Regions from separate parts of the Homo sapiens genome. Here all the other regions are linked to region 1. A link is an interaction called in ENCODE POLR2A ChIA-PET data of the cell type or tissue named here. Cell type or tissue: MCF 10A. All regions are shown on one strand. Links, peaks and the distances in the headings refer to the core of each region. The heading gives the core; the rest is flanking DNA. Region 1 overlaps DIP2B (disco interacting protein 2 homolog B). Region 2 overlaps DIP2B (disco interacting protein 2 homolog B). Region 3 overlaps DIP2B (disco interacting protein 2 homolog B).

The links. ChIA-PET counts read pairs that join two places held together with the same protein. Peaks named below come from ENCODE experiments on the same cell type or tissue, not always from the same donor. Only the 100,000 strongest peaks of a DNase experiment are listed, where the experiment ranks them.
Region 2: POLR2A ChIA-PET joins it to region 1 with 10 read pairs; 7 of 35 experiments call an interaction of 5 or more read pairs at or near these places.
Region 3: POLR2A ChIA-PET joins it to region 1 with 10 read pairs; 4 of 35 experiments call an interaction of 5 or more read pairs at or near these places.

Annotation. Positions count from the first base shown.
Region 1 is chr12:50,639,252-50,645,944 of GRCh38, reverse strand. DIP2B (disco interacting protein 2 homolog B) reads right to left here. Exons shown (of 38, transcript NM_173602.3): 3 at 5,093-5,221. Among named protein-coding and RNA genes, the nearest start is that of ATF1, 120 kb to the left of the region's middle. RefSeq lists an enhancer at 5,214-5,263. In MCF 10A, for the core only: no CTCF peak of the experiment used is centred there; DNase peaks (open chromatin) are centred at 2,974 and 3,724.
Region 2 is chr12:50,533,588-50,540,280 of GRCh38, reverse strand. All of the region lies in intron 1 of DIP2B (disco interacting protein 2 homolog B), which reads right to left. Among named protein-coding and RNA genes, the nearest start is that of DIP2B, 32 kb to the right of the region's middle. In MCF 10A, for the core only: no CTCF peak of the experiment used is centred there; a DNase peak (open chromatin) is centred at 2,600.
Region 3 is chr12:50,541,068-50,547,760 of GRCh38, reverse strand. The region is part of intron 1 of DIP2B (disco interacting protein 2 homolog B); the gene reads right to left. Among named protein-coding and RNA genes, the nearest start is that of DIP2B, 39 kb to the right of the region's middle. In MCF 10A, for the core only: no CTCF peak of the experiment used is centred there; no DNase peak of the experiment used is centred there.

The DNA.
Region 1 (6,693 bases), core at 584-5,583:
ACTCCTGCCTCAATAGTTTGGTATATATTTTTCCAGGTCTCCATGTCTATAAACATAGTAGCATATGTTTATATTACTATAACATAATAATGCTATAAATATTACAATTATAAACATATTATTTATAAAAATCAGATTATATGCTACATACTGTCTTGCCTTTATTATTTAAAAAGTATATTTTGGGCTGGACACAATGGTTCACCACTGTAATCCCAGCACTTGGGGGAGGCCAAGGCGGGAGGATTGCTTAAAACCAGGAGTTCGACACCAGCGTGGGCAACAAAGTGAGATCCCATCTCTACAAAAAATAAAATAAGTTAACCTGGCACAGTAGCATGTGCCTGTACTTCCAACTACTTAAGAGGCTGAGGCAGGAAGATTGCTTGAACCCAGGAGTTAGAAGCTGCACTGAGCCATGATTGTGCCACTGTACTCCAGCCTGAGTGACAGAGTGAGACCCTGTCTCAAAAAAAAAAAAAAAAGGATTTTGTACATCCTTCCATATTTGCACAAATACATCTACCTCATTTTAACGTTCATAAAATTCTACTGTGTGAACATTCTATGACTTATTTAACCATTGTATTATACACAATACTACAACAAACATCTTTGTATATGTATGTATATATCTTTGTGCACACGACTGTTTATATAAAATGAATTCCTAGAAGTAGAATTTCTGGATAAAGAACATGACTATTTAAAATTTTAATGATATTGCCAAACTGTTGGGCTATTACTTTTAAGACATTACCAACTTATTTTTAGCTCTGAAATGAAATAATTTTATACTGCATTTATACTGATTATACAATTGTAGTGTCCTTGGAATTTACTTAGTTGAATCACGATTGCATATTTAATTGAATCTATGGTGTCATCTTGTATAAAACATTCTGATTTTAGGTATGTTAAAAATGAGAAAAATGTCCTCCTTATATTAGAAGGAAAAATGATTCCTAGCTGTCTTAAAAAATGATTAATCACTTCTACTGAGAAAGTAACAGACAACAGCAAATCAAATTCTTACATTTATTAATTAAAAAGAGTACATTTCCAAAAGCATTTTTATATATGATATGAAATATGTAATGGCAAACTGGACAAAGCTAGGGAATTACACACATTAAGAAAGCTTTAGAAGGCCTGTAACATTTGGATAATTAGTAATTACAGAGCATGTTTTTCCCTGTCACAGGCATTCACAGCAACAGATTACAAAACGAATCAAGCCACCCAACTATTTTCTAACATGATAAACCTTGACCCATACACCAGTGTCAAAAAGAGATGTTCAGTTATCTATTAGAAAAGACTCTTATTGATAAGAACAGGCAGCTCTCTTAACTGAATTTGACTCACTGAACACCACACAATTCATCTTGATCTTTGATAAAGAAGTCACTTCTGGAGTTCAGTCCCCAGACACAAGTGACTTTGGACATCTCTCCCAGAAGCATGTGGAAGCTGGGTATCATTTTCCAGTATTCATGTTTGAGCTGAATAAGGTAATACGAATACTCCCTTAATGTCCTGTTTTATTTTTGTTGTTTTGTTTGAGGTACCTAACTTCTCAAGAGATTAACATCAAGGGAGTCAGAATGACTTACAATAAGATCACTTTCCATCTCAGGCATTAATTTGTGTTTTCTACATTTGAGACCATACTATGTGTGTGCAGGGAGGTGAATCATGCCTGGATGTGCAGGAAAAAGAAATATACTAATAAGGTAGTATACTTGAAATTAAGCTCCCTCTTGGCTAAAGCACAAAGAATGGAATCAGGTCAGATAATCTAAACTCTGAATAAAGGTAAGTTCTTTATACTGTGTCTGAAATGTGAACACTAAGTCTATTTAGATTTGATTATGATTGGTTGAAATGTTATAGGTGTTAATAAGCCTCCATCAAATAAGAAAGTGTTTTATAATTACACTTACCAGCATTAATATAAAATCCTTCTTACATAGCCATCACTTTATTCTGAATTCTAGCAACTTTTATTAAATATACCCTAAATTCTTCAGCTATTTTTGCACATGACATGTAAATGTAACCCTTTCTATGACTGGCGTAGCAAACAGATATAAGGTCAGCTCCCATCAACCTCCACTACTTATCTGCTCCACCTCTGCAGGGGCTGCGGGTCTCTTCTCAAGCAATCCTCCTGCCTCGGCCTCCCTGAGTGCTGAGATTACAGGCATGAGCCACCCCTGCTGATTTCTTCTTATTCGGAGAAGCCAGAATTCTCAGAGACTCAATTTCTTTCACATCCTGAGCTTTCTTTCGTTATTTAGTTGAGCAATTCCTAATATACTGAAAAATTTGATTTTCACCCAAAGTCTATGCTTGCATCCTCTTTTTATGTTCCCCTCCTGATAGGATTGCAGGACCCTCATAGCTTTCAATATCTTCAGGGTTTTTAAATCACTTTTTCTCCCCTACTTCACCTCGTTCTGGCCTACTTTTTGCTACTATCCTTTAAAACACACACACACACACACACACACACACACACACACACACACACACAGAAAAACTCCCAGTGAGATTAACATACAATTGTTACAAACTCTCTAGTATACCTGCACCTAACCAACAATCTCCACAGTCAGCTGACTAGTATCTGATCCACAGCATACGCTTTCTAATACTTGGGATAATCAAAAAGCAATGGTGCAAAACAGCAGGGACTACAGATCACAGCTGGGTTTTAACAGGTGAAGCTCAAAATTTTATAGTACTAAATGAGCTCACAAAAAACTTTTTTACATTTGATTGGCTTGGATATAGAATATTGAAAATCACCTTTTTGGATCCTTAATAATCCTTTATTACATGCTATAAAAACAAAGAAAAAGGAAGGTTAAAAAAACAAAACGCACACACACACTCACACACACACACACACAGAAACTCCCAGAAGGCCAGGGATGAAAGCTGTGACGGCTAAAAACCCTTCTGGACAGGTTGGAACATGCTGCTGCTGAACCTGGGCTCCAGCCTGAAAAGGCAACACTAGGTGGCTGGAAAATGAGGCTCAGGTGATTGGCAACAAAGGGGTGCACCTGAATGCTTTGCTACTTCCAGCCCTCCCTTTCTCTGATCCATTCCTTAACTAGTAACCACGATGTGTTGTTGTTTTTTTTTGAGACAGAGTCTCGCTCAGTCGCCCAGGCTGGAGTGCAGTGGCACGATCTCGGCTCACTGCAAGCTCTGCCTCCCAGGTTCACGCCATTCTCCTGCCTCAGCCTCCCGAGGAGCTGGGACTACAGGCGCCTGCCACCACATCCAGCTAAATTTTTTTGTATTTTTAATAGAGATGGGGTTTCACTGTGTTAGCCAGGATGGTCTCGAACTCCTGACCTCAAGTGATCCACCTACCTTGGCCTCCCAAAGTGCTAGGATTACAGGTGTGAGCCACCACCCTGGCCTACTAGTAAATACTTCTATTCCCTTCTTTCTGCAAAATATCTGTTTAGCTCTTATATATGGAAGGCCCTGTGCCAGGCACTGCAGTCTACAGCTGGAGTGAGCTACTGGAACAAATACAAATCTGATGATGTTACTGCTCTGCTGAAAATCCTTCAGTGACATTCAAGATCCCACAAGATCTGGTCTCTGGTAATCTTTCTAGCCTCATCTCCCACCTCTTTCTGACCCTTGCATTCTAAGTTCTGAACACTATTTCCCTGGCTAACTCTTGTTTGTCTGCCATGACTCAGCTTGGATGTCTTTGTTCTCTGAGCAAGCCTCTCCTATCACTCAAGACCAGTTTAGGTATAAAATTACAACCTCTATTTTTTTTTTCCCGACTGAACATTTCTCATCCTTTTCTCCTTCTGTGTGTGAAAATATGTATCTAGTAAAATCAGCTCACAAAATAGCTGATGTAGCTCTTCAACTGTGTCCTTTTCTCATTTTCTCTAAAGCAGTTTTTGAGAGGATGTGATATAGACTGTGTTTTTCAGTTCAAGAAAATGTTAAGGCAACCTTGGTCAGTACAAAGAAGACAAAAATCTGAAGAAAATAAATAATATCCCCATTAGTCTTTTTGCTTAATTCTGCCACTTCTTAAAACAAGAAATGTGCTGCAGAGACTACTCTTGGTGCAGCGGACAGGAAGTGGGCATGGGAAGGGCCTGCTGCACCACACGTGCTCTAGGGATCTACCAGTCGTTCCTCTGCTTATCAAAGCCACACACCTGGTACTGGCCGCCAGGTGGTCCCAAGCACAGTACAAGCAGGAGCATGCTCCCGCTGCCATGCAGGCACACCTTGCTCCTTCCCTTCCTGTGGGTACTTCTTGGGTTAGAAGAAATAACTAATTTGAAATTTCATTGTGAGTTTTCTTTCAGCTCCATCAATTAAGAGAGACTAGTTATGCAACAACTCTGGCAAACACAGAAGGGCCTGCCTCTTCCAATAGAATCCACTGAGGTCTCCTAGTACCACCCACAAGACCCAACCCTTCACTTTCTTATTTACTTATTTATTCACATGGCCTTTGTGCTTGTATGCTTGTCTGGTTCTCTTCTTAAACTGTTACATTCCTTAAGGGCAGAAACAGTCTTTATTTTTTTTGAGATGCAGTCTCACTGTTGCCCAGGCTGGAGTGCAGTGGTGGGATCTCAGCTCACTGCAACCTCCACCTCCCAGGTTCAAGTGATTCTCCTGTCTCAGCCTCCTGAGTAGCTGGGATTACAGGTGCCCACCACCATGCCCAGCTAATTTTTGTATTTTTAGTACAGACGAGGTTTCACCATGTTGGCCTGGCTGGTCTCAAACTCCTGACCTCAAGTGATCTGCCCGCCTCAGCCTCCCAAAGTGCTGGGGTTACAGGCGTGAGCCACATCGCCCAGCCGGAAACAGTCTTATGTGCTGTTCCATTTCCAGCAAATTATTGAGTACCTACTATACCTGATACATAGTAGGGTACAAAATAAATGATTGGTGAATGAGTTAATATAAAACTGTTGGTGCCTCATAGGGAAAAAAAAGACAAGTATTAGAAGCTCTCAGGATACACAGTTCATACTACTGTTAGGAAAACGATTCAGCTGGCCATTCTGCAGCTTCTCCTCACCTGATCGATATCGTTCATCCCTGGCTCCCCCAGATCGAGTTCGGTGGTACTTAGAGGGAGCAGAAGTTTGAGCTGCAGATGGAGCAGGTGTCTGGTTTCTAAGTTCTTTCTGTACTGCTGAATCAGTTTCTAAAAAAGGAAGTTTAAAAGATGGTTATCCAGTAACAGTAATAGCTAACATTTTCTAAAGCACTTTAAGCATTCTCACAATACTCTGAGCTAGGTACTATTACCCCATCTACAGTAAAGGGTTAGAGTTTCAATATAAATACATAAATATGATGCAAAGACATCCAAACTAAAAAATATCATCTTAGAGCCTTAAATGTCAACAGGTTGATAGGAGAGGAATAGCAAGAAGACAAATGTAAATTAAAAGGCCATTCCAGAGACTCCAAGGAGAGGCAGTACTGATGGGGAGTTGACTGCATATGATCCCCAATCCTAAACAGTGAGACAACGAATAGCTTGGGGAGCCTTAGCTACCATACCGTCAGTCACTCCAGATAAACATAATACAAGCAAAAACAGGGTGATTATGCAGCACAGCTTCAAGTCAAGTCTATTAGCCCCTCTTCCAACTGGACTCATCACTGACCCTACCCTGTCCCCATACTCTCCCCTCCCAAAATGTACTGTCTTATCAAGAATATGGGGATGGGGTAAATAAACAGAAAAACACTAAGTTCTGATGTTTTCCTGCCTTTTTATCTCAAATGATTAATTCCAAATCTGTTTCTTAAAAAAAATTACAATAAAAAAACTTAACGAGATGTACGTTAACAAAATTTTGAGTGTAAAATACAGTAGTATTAATATCTTATTAGTATTAATAAGGCACGATGTTATAAAGCAGAACTTACTAATCTTGCATAACTGAAACTTTATACCTGCAGAACAGCAATGCCTCATTTCCTGCTCCCTATATGCCCTGGCAACCACCATTCTACTCTCTGCTTTTATGAGCTTGACTCTCTTAGATGTCCCATATAAGTGGAATCATGCAGTATTTGTTCTTCTGTGACTGCTTTATTTTCCTCAGCATAATGTCCTCCAGGTTCATCCATGTTGTCACATATTGCAGGATTTCCTTAAGGCTTAAGTTTCTGAAATAGCACCCGGTTATGCCCAGCAAGGCAGCTTACACATAGCAAATTAAATGCCTAATATATTAAGATGTCACCTACACAGCAAATGTACTGCTCCAGATCCCAGCTGAGAATCAGCCTATAAAGCAAAAAAATTAAGGAAAAAAAAAAAAGACTCAAAGCAGCGGTCTGGGGAGTACAAGCAACAGTGCCACACAGCCCAGTAAAGACTGATAGCATCAGAGTATTACAGGAACTGAGATTCATAATGACAATGTTATATCATTTAAAAAGAAAAAAAAAAGCAGGTAGCATGCTGGAAAGGCCATGTGTTGAGGCTCTAGTCAATAGTTCCGGCTGAGCCCAGCCATCCACCTGCCCTGTCAAGGCATCAAACATGTGAATGAGCCATCTTGGACTGTCCAGAGCAGCCCATCTACTAGGTGAGGGGGAAGACAACCACTGAATGACCTCAGTTGGCAACCATATAGAGCAAAATAATCACCAAAATTA
Region 2 (6,693 bases), core at 457-5,456, 110 kb after region 1:
AAAAAATCAGCCTGGTGTGGTGGTGGGCACCTGTAATCCCAGCTACTCGGGAGGCTGAGGCAGAGAATTGCTTAAACCTGGGAGGTGCAGGATGCAATGAGCCGAGATCACGCCACTGCACTCCAGCCTGGGTGATAGAGTGAAACTCCACCTCAAAAAAAAAAAAAAAATGTTCATAGCTATGATATTTGCAATAGCAAAAAAAAAAAAAAAAAAAAAAAAAAAAACACAGAAACAACTAAACTACCTGCCAGCTGGTGAATGGATTAATAAATTGAGATGGATTCATGTAATGGGATGCCATAGAAGCTGGGGGAATAAAGAACTACAGTAACTTGCATCAGCAAGAATGAATCTCATAATGCAGAAAAGACAAATCAGAAGAATTCATACAGCATGATTCCACTCATAGAAAATTCATAGAAAAGCTTGTAAAACTAAATAATATATTATTTAGGATTATACAAACTACAAAGCAAAACTAGAGAATTAACAAAATTCAGGATGACAGTTACATCTAAGGGTGAGAGAAAAGTAATAGAAGAGGCCCACGGGGCCTTCAGAGGTGTTTTAAGCTTTTAGTTCTCAAACTAGATCATGGATCTACCAGTGTTCAATCTATTATTCTTCTTTAATCTGTGGATACTTTTTTTTTTTTTTTTGAGACAGAGTATTTCACTCTTGTTGCCCAGGCTGGAGCGCAATGGCATGATCTTGGCTCACTGCAACCTCCGCCTCTCAGGCTCAAGCGATTCTCCTGCCTGTCTCCTGAGTAGCTGGGATTACAGGCGCCTGCCACTACGCTCAGCTAATTTTTGTATTTTTAGTAGAGACGGGGTTTCACCATGTTGGCCAGGCTGGTTTCAAACTCCTGACCTCAGGTGATCCACCCGCCTAGGTTTCTCAAAAGTGCTGGTATTACACCACACCCGGCCTGTGCATACACTTTATATATATTCTTTTGTATGTAATATTCCATAAGAGATAGTGCCACTGCACTCCAGCCTAGGCGACAGAGCAAGACTCTGTCAAAAAAAAAAAAAAGAAAAAAGAAAAGAGCGAGCTACCTAGAGCCAAACGGGATGAAAGAGAAAAGACACATGCCTAGACACATCCTAATGAAATTTCAGAACTCCAAAGACAAAAAGCAAACCCTAAAAGCTTCCGAAGTATTCAAGTGGGCTACATTCAAATGACAATCAAATGAGACAAAGACGTTTTTGAAAGGCAAGAACTTAAAGCTCAACACGCATGCATCCCATATTAAAAACAGTAACTATTCCAAGTTTTTAAAAAATACAAGAAAAATGACAATTTAAAGTATAAGAAACAACAGCAGTTGAGTAAGACCTAAAAGGAGCATAGAAAGCTGGAAAGAAATTGAAAGAGGATTCACTAGATCTTGATGATTGGGCCATTCTCTTTGAAGCAGTTTGGTAATAAAATACTATGTTTGCTTTTCCCAGTATTCAACAGCACCTCTAGATTCCAAAGTAAATAATATTTACTTAATAATATTGCAAAAACTGTATGTGTGGAATATGTTTAGGCTTAATTTGTACATACAGAGTGAAGACTAATTTTTGTTATACAAAAGAGAATATAAACATTATTTACTTTGATAACAGAAAAATAGTAATATTATTACAAAAAAAAACTCAGGAAGAAAAGAGTACAAGAAATGGGTAAATTTCTCATGGTTCACAGAAGGGGATCAAGAGACACTGTTGACTGCAACATATTACTGAAAGTTACACTATTAACTACAGGAACTACAAAACTGACTTTAGAAAGTAGCTACATTTTGGGAAGTGGGACTGGGCACGGAGGTGGGGTGGGGCTATTTTCCATTTCATACTTCTGTGTCCACTCCAAATTCATGCTGACTATCGGCAATGCTTTCAGTGTTTCATTAATTCCTCTCACACTCCCCGATGGCTGATGCACTTGTTCTCTTCACATTTCTCAAACCCTTAAGCTTTCACCTTTCTGAACCTTTTCCCTTTATCCCCACACCAACCTCCCTCTGAGGTGGAATTTTTCACTCATCCTCTTCTTCTTATTAGAGAAGGAGAGAACAGCAGCCCTGCCCTCCTGTTCTCAAGCAGCTCACCTCTTCCACACATCCAGAGATCTAACCTATGCCCAGCTCTCCCACACCAACACAAGCTTTTCTTTCCTCTGTCTCTTTCCCTTAGCCCTATGAAGACTCCTCGGTATCTATTAAGAAGTAATAGTAAAGTAAAATAAATAAGTACTCTTTTGAATCCATCCTTGTTCTTTATTCCTTTTTCCCAACTTCAAAATAAGAAGCCTGCGCTCACCATTTCTATGTCCTCATTCCCGTTTTCAATCTAGCCTCTGATTCTGCCACAGGACTGTAACTGACAAATCCAGTCCTTTGTATTCTCTCACTGAATTATCCTAAGCTCTCCATAGGTTTAACATTACTATTTGTCTCCACAGAAGCACCACACCACCCACCCCAGTCCACCTCCTACTTCTGTGACTGATCACCCCTGTCATTTTGGATGACTCTTCTTTCTCCTCTAGCTTCCTAAACAGAGGCATTCCTCATTAGCTTCATTTTTTACTTTCCTTTTCAAAGATCTGATTCACCTGATGAATCACATGAAGATGATGCCCAAATCCTTCAACAGCTCCAGGATATAATTCACCACTTCTAACTGCCTATTGAACAGCCACTCGAATGTCCTCCCAATGCCATTTGTTGACTGGGATGGTCTTCCCACATTGTCATAGACTCCAACATGTCCAAAATTAAACTCTTCACCCCAAACCGGCAACTCAGATGTTTGTATATATAACACACTATCACTCGCCTGGTCACTCAAACTCAAAATCTGGGCCATTTTTTACTCAATCCCTACCTATTCCCTCACATCCTACCGATTTCCTTCCCTCAATGTTTCACAACAGGTAAGGTAAAAATGAATAAGACATGGTTTCTAGCCTCTGGGAAGAATAGAGAAGTGTAAACAAACAATTATAAAGCAATCTGGCAGGTGCAGTGGCTCTAGCCTATAATCCCAGCACTTTGGGAGGCCAAGGCAGGTGGATCGCTTGAGCTCAGGAATTCAAGACCAGCCTGGGAAACAAAGTGAGACCCTGTCTCTACAAAAAAAAAAAAAAAAAAAAAAAAAAATTAGAGAATAATAAACAAGCAATCTGGTAAGTGTGACCAAAAAAATTAAAAAAAAAAAAGCACAGGATAATGAGTTTGGGGGTAGGGGAGAAAGGAGATTAGGAGAAGGATTCAACAGGCTACAAGGTGTCAGAGTCAGAACTAAAGTCCTGTCCCCTAATCCTCACTAGGCCAAAACAACAGCACACACTCTGAATAATTAAGCATATGCCTTGCATTAAGACAGTTCAACATTAAAAAAAAAAAATACAATTATTGTGGCTCACACCTGTAATCCCAGCACTTTGGGAGGCCGAGGCAGGCAGATCACTTGAGGTCAGGAGTTCGAGACCAGCCTGGTCAACTTGGAGAAACACCGTCTCTACCAAAAAATACAAAAATTAGCTGGGCATGGTGGCATGCAACTGTAGTCCCAGCTACTCGAGAGGCTGAGGTGGGAGAATCGCTTGAACCCAGAAGAGGGAGGTTGCAGTGAGCCAAGACCACGCCACTGCACTCCAGCCAGGGTGACAAAGTGAGACCCTGTCTCAAAAAAAAAAACAAAACACAATTATTATTTGTCAATAAAATTTTAAAAAGAATATTCAACATGTAACTTTTGACTGAGTATAAATTAGGGAATGATGGTTCTCACTATACATGAATTGATTTTTTCTTCTTTCTTAAAGACATAGGGTCTCATTCTGTTGCCCAGGCTGTGGCATGATCATAGCTCACTGCTATGATCACTGCAGCCTTCCCTCCTGGGCTCAAGCAATCCTCCTGAGTAGCTTGGACTACAGGCTCACGCCACCATGCAGCCTGGCGTATGTATGTATGTATGTATGTATGTATGTATGTATGCACGTATTTAGTAGAAATAAGGTCTCACTTTGTTGCCTGGGATGGTCTCAAATTCCTGGGCTCTATACCCAAAGGACTATAAATCATGCTGCTATAAAGACACATGCACACGTATGTTTATCGCGGCACTATTCACAATAGCAAAGACTTGGAACCAACCCAAATGTCCAACAATGATAGACTGGATTAAGAAAATGTGGCACATATACACCATGGAATACTATGCAGCCATAAAAAATGATGAGTTCATGTCCTTTGTAGGGACATGGATGAAATTGGAAATCATCATTCTCAGTAAACTATCGCAAGAACAAAAAACCAAACACCCCATATTCTCACTCATAGGTGGGAAATGAACAATGAGAACACATGGACACAGGAAGGGGAACATCACACTCTGGGGACTGTTGTGGGGTGGGGGGAGGGGGGAGGCATAGCTTTAGGAGATATACCTAATGCTAAGTGACGAGTTAATGGGTGCAGCACACTAGCGTGGCACATGTATAGATATGTAACTAACCTGCACATTGTGCACATGTACCCTAAAACTTAAAGTATAATAATAATAAAATAAAATTTAAAAAAAAAAATTCCTGGGCTCGGCCAGACGTGGTGGTTCACATCTGTAATCCGAGCACTTTGGGAGACCGAGGCAGGAGGATCACTTGAGGTCAGGAGTTTGAGACCAGCCTGGCCAATATGGTGAAACGCCATCTCTACTAAAACAAAATACAAAAATTAGCCGGGCATGGTGGTGGGCGCCTGTGATGCCAGCTACTTGGCAGGCTGAGGGAGGAGAATTGCTTGAACCTGGCAGGCAGAGGTTACGGTAAGCCTCGATTGTGCCACTGCACTCCAGCCTGGGTGACAGCGAGACTCTGTTTCAAAAAAAAAAAAAAAAAATTTCCTGATTCCTGGGCTCAAGCAATCGTCCTGCCTTGGCCTCCCAAAGTGCTAGGATTACAGCTATAAGCTACCAGGCCTGGCCTGGATTTTCTTTAAAAAATAACTGCCCAGTTAATTTATTTTTTCTTCTTTTTGAGATAGGCTCACACTCTGTCTCACAGGCTGGAGTGCCGTGGCATAATCACTGCTCACTGCAGCCTTGACCTCCTGGGCTCAGGTGAGTCTCCCACCTTAGCATCCCGGGTAGCTGGGACTACAGGCATGCACCATCACACCCGGCTAATTTTTTAATATTGTTTTGTAGAGACAGGGCTTCACCATCTTGCCCAAGCTGGTCTCAAACTCCCGAGCTCAAATGACCCACCCACCTCAGCCTCCCAAAGTCCTGAGATTATAGAAGTGAGCTATCACGCCAGGCCCTGTTCCAGTGAATTTAAAATAGGATCTCCTTTTCATATACTTTGATAAACAGATCTAATCATAGGTCATCTCAGGAACTAAGAGCTAGGAAGAACTAGATTCTCTCATCTAGCCACTTCATCTCCCAAAGGATAGGAGAGGTTAAATGACTTGCCCAAGGTCACAAAGCTTATAAACAGAAGTGAAACCCAAACCCACAATCTTTTCCATGTTACCTCACTGTCTCTGACATTCTCCTAATCTCAGAATGCTGTCCAGTTGATTTCTCTAAAAACCAACTGAGGCCGGGCATGGTGGCTCACGCCTGTAATCCCAGCACTTTGGGAGGCCGAGGTGGGTGGATCAGCTGAGGTCAGGAGTTCAAGACCAGCCTGACCAACATGGCGAAACCCCATCTGTACAAAAATTAGCCGGGCGTGGTGGCTCATGCCTGTAATCCCAGCTACTCAGGAGGCTGAGGCAGAAGAATCACTTGAACCTGGGAGGTGGAGGTTGCAGTGAACCGAGATTGCGCTACTACACTCCAGTCTGGGCGACACAGTGAGACTCCGTCTCAAAAAAAAAAAAAAAAAAAAATGAAATGAGAATGTGTAAAAAGAGTCCAGTCATTGGGTTTCAAAAGTCTTGAAAGTGTTTTTTTAGACACACATACATAATATAAATTCCCAGAAAATAAGGATTTGGCTAAAACTTGGTTCTCCATGAAAATGAGAAATGAGTCCTCAGCCTGTTGATGCCAACTTGACCAGATGAATCTCTTGTCCCTGAGTTCCCCAAAATGCTGATAAAGTCATATTTTATTCCCCAGAATACATGCCTAATTGGAGTTCTAACTAGTTGACTAATGACTAAAAAATTTAGAATCATGGGGAATGAGTTAGAGTAAGGAGATGGCTTAGAAAAAAATGAATTCTAAGTATTGATGAATTCTAATTATGATAATACCAAGTTCCAACTATCATACCTCAAATCTCTGATTTCACCTTCTGTCACAGGGGGGAAAAAAGTTTCTCCCATCTCCAAAAAGTAACAGGTACTTTTTATAATATAAAGTTAGGCCCGGCTCAGTGGCTCACTCCTATAATCCCAGCACTTTGGGTGGCTGAAAGGCAGGCAGATCACTTGAGCCCAGGAGTTCAAGACCAGCCTAGGCAAAGTAGTGAGAATCTCTGTCTAAAAAAATTTAAAAATTAGCCAGCATGGTGCCCACTTGGGAGGCTGAGGCGGGAGGATTGCTTGAGCCCAAGAGGTAGAGGTTGCAGTGAGCTGTGATCACACCACGGCACTCCAGCCTAGGCAACAGAGCAAGATCCTGTCTCAAAAAAAAAAAAGGAAAAAAGTTGTCTTCCTTGATAGGG
Region 3 (6,693 bases), core at 1,653-6,652, 99 kb after region 1:
AATCATGCTATACATAGTGTCACAGCCTATTTTCACTTAATATATTACAGATATTTTTTAGCTCAGTACATTTATAGCTCTAGCTCTTTTAGTAGACTTATTTTTTTTAGCAGTTTTAGGTTCACAGCAAAATTGAACAGAAGGTACAGAGATTTCTCTCATACACTCTGCCCCCACACACTCTAGCTCACTTTTTTAACGGAAGAATAGTAAGAATAAATCATAATTTCACTATTTTTCTATTGACAAGTGTTTAAGTTGTTTCCATCTTTTGTTCTTACAAATAATACTTCGATTAATATCTCTCTACATATGTTTTTACCATTCATCCTATTGAGGGACAGATTCCTAGACATATAATGTTGGGTGCCAGGTTACACAAAATTAACCCTGCTTTGAGTTACTGTTAAATTAGCTTCTAAAAAAAGATGGTATCAATGAATATTTCCACTAAGTATTTTTAAATTACTCTAGTGTTGTACAGTCATCATTCAATTACTTCCCAGAAATATTTCACTGTTTTAAGCCAAACTTTAATTTGTATTACCAACTGAATCAATAATCAATCATCAAAGTTAAACATACAAGTTTATTGCCTCTATATAAAGGGCCCCTGTCCAGTAGAAAACGAAATTCATTGTTTAGAAAGTGATGTTTTCACTGAAGCCAAGGAAAGAAAGGATTTCACCAAAGTTGGTGGTTAATAGTACCACGAAGGTCAAAAAAGAAGGGAGTAAAAATAAGGAGGTAAGGTGAACCGAACCTCCGAGTAAGCAGTTTCAGAAAAGTAGTAAATACAGCCAAATAGAGTGGTATATTTTTTAATTGTTTTGTATTATAGGTAATGTGTTTCTAAATTATTTATACATAAAACCAGTTATAACTTGACAAGAGATGTCTCATTTATTTTTCTTTCTTTACTGCCTCCTACATTGGCCCTGAAAAGTGAAACATGGGGCTGTGATAAGTTCATAATACGTTTTAAAAATATTCCTATTTAAGAACAGCCCACTCCCTCCTCGTCCCTCCTCTCCCATACAAAAAAAAGGGACAGAACTAACATTTACTGGGCACCTATTATCTATCTGCAAGGCAATCAGGAAATACTTTGCATGCATTAATGTATTTAATCCTAGCAAGAATGTGACCTCCTATTTTCCAGATAAGGACATTGAGAGGCCCAGAGAACAAAATAACTTGCCCAAAAATAAGTGCTAGAAAATCTACATTGGTCTGGTTCTTCACTCTGCTTCACTTACAGAAGGTAAATATGTGGAACATATGTCACCCCTGCAACAATTACTATTCAGTGACAGGACTTCTGAATCACTGATCTCAGGCATGGCCTCAGAATTCTTCACAACTCATGTAACAAACATTTACATGTACCCCCTGAACCTAAAATAAAAGTTGAAATTTTTTTAAAAAAGAATTTTTCACAACACGGAACTCCCACCAACAGGGGAGGAATAAGCATCTAAAACTATATGCTGTACCTGAAGTAAACCATGCCGCCTCTCACTTGATACTAGTTAACGATATTTCTGAACAGCAGGACCAACTTTTGCTATACTTATGCATATTTGCACATGTGTGCATATACAATAAGCTGTCTCCATCTTATGTGAAGAAGGAAGTACATCTGGTTGGCAGGGATTAGAATAAGATAATACAATCAGTGCAGAATGGAAACAAAGTTGACAGGCACTGCCACCTGCTATATTCAGTTGTACTCATTTCCACAGAAAGAACTGTAAAATGAAGAGAAGGAATTCTGCTTTTATTTCTACCATGCTATACACAAGTCCTCAATAAATCTTATTTTAGGCCGGGCACAGTGACTCACAGCTATAATCCCACACTTTGAGAGGCCGAGGCGGGTGGATCACTTGAGGTCAGGAGTTCAAGACCAGCTGGCCAACATGGTGAAACCCCGCCTCTACTAAAAATACAAAAAACTAGCTGGGCACGGTGGCACACGCCTGTAATCTCAGCTACTTGGGAGTCAGAGGCAGGAGAATCACTAGAACCCAGGAGGCAGAGGTTGCAGTGAGCCCAGATAGCGTTATGAAAAAAAAAAAAAAAAGTCTGCCTCCAAAAAATAAAAGTTACAGGTGTGAGTAACCATGCCTGGCCCAAAATGTTATCTTCAGCAGAGGAGCTCAAGACCAGCCTGGCCAACATGGCAAGACACTATCTGTAAAAAAATTTTTTTTAATTAGCCAGGCATGGTGGCACATGCCTGTAGTCCCAGCTACTCGGGAGGCTGGGGTGAGATGATCACTTGAGCTCAAGAAGTCAAGGCTGTAGTGAGCTGTGATGGCGCCACTGCACTCTAGGCTGGGTGACAGAACGGAGGGGAGGGGGAGGGAGGGGAGAGGAGGGGAGAGGAAGGAAAGGAAGAAAGAAAGAAGGAGGGAGGGAGGGAGGGATGAAGGGAGGAAGGGAGGAAGAGAGCAAGCAAGCAAGTATTGGTAAGTACAGGAAGAAATGGAACTCTCATACGTTGCCAAAAGGTCTGTAAATCGGTATAAACACTTTGGAAAACTGGTAATACCACTGAAGCTGAACATTCGCATACCCTAAGACCAAGCAATTCCACTACTAGTAATTTTATCTAAAATATGGGCACCACAAAACATATACAAAACATTCGCAAAAGCCAAAACTGGAAACAAACCAAATGCTCACCAACAATAGAATAAATGAATGTGGTACAGTCATACAAGCTGGTCTTGAACTCCTGGGCTCAAGTGATTCTCCCATCTTGGCCTCCCAAAGTGCTAGTATTACAGTCATAAGAAACCACACCTGGTACTACTCCAGCTTTTAAGAAAGTTATTCAGCCAGGCGCGGTGGCTCACGCCTGTAATCCCAGCACTTTGGGAGGCCAAGGCGGGCAGATCATGAGGTCAGGAGTTCGAGATCAGCCTGGCTAACACAGTGGAACCCCTTCTCTACTAAAAATACAAAAAATTAGCCGGGCGTGGTGGCACGCACCTGTAGTCCCAACTACTCAGGAGGCTGAGGCAGGAGAATTGCTTGAACCTGGGAAGTGGAGGTTGCAGTGAACTGAGATCACGCCATTGCACTCCAGCCTGGGTGACAGACTCCGTCTCAAAAAAAAAAAAAAAAAGAAAAAGAAAGTTATCTGAGGCCAGGTGCAGTGGCTCACGCCTGTAATCCCAGCACTTTGGGAGACCAAGACAGGTGAATCACAAGGTCAGGAGTTTGAGACCAGCCTGGCCAACATGGTGAAACCCCGTCTGTACTAAAAATACAAAAAATTAGCTGGGCGTAGTGGCAGGCACCTGCAATCCCAGCTATTTGGGTGGCTGACGCGGGAGAATCGCTTGAACCCAGGTGGCGGAGGTTGCAGTGAGCTGAGACCGTGCTACTGCACTCCAGCCCTAGTGACGGAATATCTGAATAGAAAAGTGACTGGAAGGGAATTTACTTAAATACCATTAGTGTTTACACTTGGGTGTTAGGATTAAGGAAATATTCATTTTCTTCTTTAATTTCCTTTTTTTTTTTTGAGATGGAGTCTCACTCTGTCACCAGGCTGGAGTGGCAGTGGCATGATCTCACTGCAATCTCTGCCTCCCAGGTTCAAGCGATTCCCCTGCCTCAGCCTCCTGAGCAACTGGGACTACAGGCGCGAACCACCACGCCTGGCTAATTTTTTGTATTTTAGTAGAGACGAGGTTTCACCATGTTGGCCAGGATGGTCTCGATGTCCTGACCTCGTGGTCTGCCAGCCTCCTCCTCCCAAAGCGCTGGAATTACAAGCGTGAGCCACCATGCCCAGCCTCCTTTTTTTTTTTTTTTTTTTTAAAGGCTGAGTCTCACTCTGTCGCCCAGACTGGAGTTCATTGGCACTACCTCAGCTCACTGCAACCTCTGCCTCCCAGGCTCAAGTGATTCTCCTGCCTCAGCCTCCTGAGTAGCTGGGACTACAGGCGTGTGCCACTATGCCCAGCTAATGTTTGTATTATTAGTAGAGACAGGGTTTCATCCACATTGGCCAGGCTGGTCTCGAACTCCTGGACTCAAGTGATCCTCCCACCTCAGCCTCCCAAAGTGCTGGGATTACAAGTGTGAGACACCATGACCGGCCCAACATGTGCTATTTTTATAATGAGGGAAAAGCTATTTTTGAAACATTAATAGGCTGAGAGCGGTGGCTCATGCTTGTAATCCCAGCACTTTGGGAGGCCGAGGCTGGCGGATCACCTGAGGTCAGGAGTTCGAGAACAGCCTGGCCAACATGACGAAACCCCTTCTCTACCAAAAATACAAAAATTAGCTGGCGTGATGGCGGGTGGCTGTAACCCCAGCTACTTGAGAGGCTGAGGCAGGAGAATTGCTTGAACCTGGGGAGCGGAAGTTGCGGTGAGCCAAGATTGCGCCACTGCACTCCAGCCTAGGTGACAGCGAGACTCTGTCTCAAAAATAAATAAAAAAGGGGGAAAAAAAAAAACTTTAACAGCTTGGCATAAGACATTGAAATTGTCTCTTAACCTTAATTAATTTACCCATGACTCTATCTTGGTGGAGGATGTATATGTAGCATTGACACCTCTGGGACAGGCACGGTGGCTCACGCCTATAATCCCATCACTTTGGGAAGCTGAGGTGAGTGAATCGCTTGAGCCCAGGAGTTTGAGACCAGCCTGGGCAACTTGGTGAAGCCCCATCTCTACAAAAAAAGACCAAAAAAAAATTAGCCAGGCATGGTGGCACACATCTGTAGTCCCAGCTACTTAGGAGGCTGAGGTGGGAGGATAGCTTGAGGTTGGGAAGCAGAGGGTGCAATGAGCCAAGACTGTGCCACTGCACTCCAGCCTGGGCAACACAATGAGACCTTGTCTAAGAAATAAAAAAGAAAAAGAAAAGAAACCTCTGAACAGAATAAACAACACAAGAAACAACTAGAAATTTGTTTTAGTTATTGTGTCATATTCTTTGGCCAAAATGAGAAACAGTTTAATCATAACGAGAAACAGTGTAATCATAAGTCTGATTAAAGCTTTGCAATTGTTCCAGCACCTGTTCAATTTTGCTGATGAACACACATATGACATACTAAAATCCAGACAGGATTTAACAAGTGAGATATATCAAACACAGGCCCTGTTGTTGTCAAGGTTTCTAGGTGTGGTTGCAGCTCAAGTATAATAAGATCATTTACATCTGAGTCAGTCACCCACTCTCCTGTCTGTGTCTCTCCCTCCACATCAGACATGGGCATGAACATAATACTCTATATAGCACAGGTCTGAGTAAAACTGAGATTTCAGGAGAGTGATGACTCAGGAATATCAAATCTTTTCCTTTTATGAGAGAAAATTAAGACAGGAAAAAACTATTACAGAAATATGCATCAACAAAGATGAAAAAAATTTTTGAATACATTTATAAATTCCAAGACAAATGCAGCCTTTTCCCATTCTCTTTATGAGATTTTGAGATTTTCTTTTTTCTTTTTTTTCTTTTTTTTTTTTTTTTTGAGACGGAGTCTCACTCTGTCACCCAGGCTGGAGTGCAGTGGCCCAAATCTCGACTCACTGCAAGCTCTGCCTCCCGGGTTCACGCCATTCTCCTGCCTCAGCCTCCCAAGTAGTATTTTTAGTAGAGATGGGGTTTCACTGTGTTAGCCAGGATGGTCTCCATCCCTGACCTCGTGATCCGCCCACCTCAGCCTCCCAAAGTGCTGGGATTACAGGCGTGAGCCACCGCGCCCGGTCTCTTTTTTTTTTTGAGACAGAGTCTCTGTCACCTAGGCTGGAGTGCAGTGGCGCAATTTCGGCTCACTGCAACCTCCACCTCCCGGGTTCAAGCAATTCTCGTGCCTCAGCCTCCCCAACAGCTGGGACTACAGGCATACGCCATCACGTCTGGCTAATTTTTGTATTTTTAGTGTAGACTGGGTTTTGCCATGTTTGCCAGACTGGTCTCCAATTCCCGGCCTCAAGTGATCCACCCACCTCGGCCTCCCAAAGTGCTGGGATTACAGGCATGAGCCACTGCATCCAGCCTCTTTATGATATTTTCTAGTTTGTCTTAATAGTGTGTGTGTTACTTTCTTTCATATACTATGGGTTAGCAGAAGAAATTAGATTCCAGACAGTTCCAAATCTAGAAAGGTGTCAGACATCTGGCAATCATATATATCCCCAAGTTCACAGAATTTTGGAGGAAATCTAGTCTAAAATTCAAGGGAATATGAAGAGCTACAGTAAGCCACAATACAGGATTAAACATTTTCTATCTCTGTTTCTCTTAGTCTATCTTTCTCTGTTCTCCCAACAGAAGTTGATGGTGACTATGGATTTAAAAAAAAAAAAAAAAAAAGAATGTTCTTTGTCCTTGGATTCCAAAAGTTTTTGATAGGTCTCCTTTATCCTATGTAATGCTGACAAAGGAAATTTGAGTGACTGATATTAGATAAAAAATAAATAAATAAAAGAAGCTTAAAAAGTTACAAACTTCACAGAAACACTACAATTCAAGACTGGAAGAACTTACAAATAGGCTTATTTGATACATATGGCCTTGTCAATGATTCTACAAAATCATTAAGCTTCCAAAAATTGTAATTAACACATGCAAGTTACACTGATTCTTTCTACATTTATTAATGCAAATCTCTCATGTGACCCTTAGCTTTTTCTATATTCTCCAAAGGAA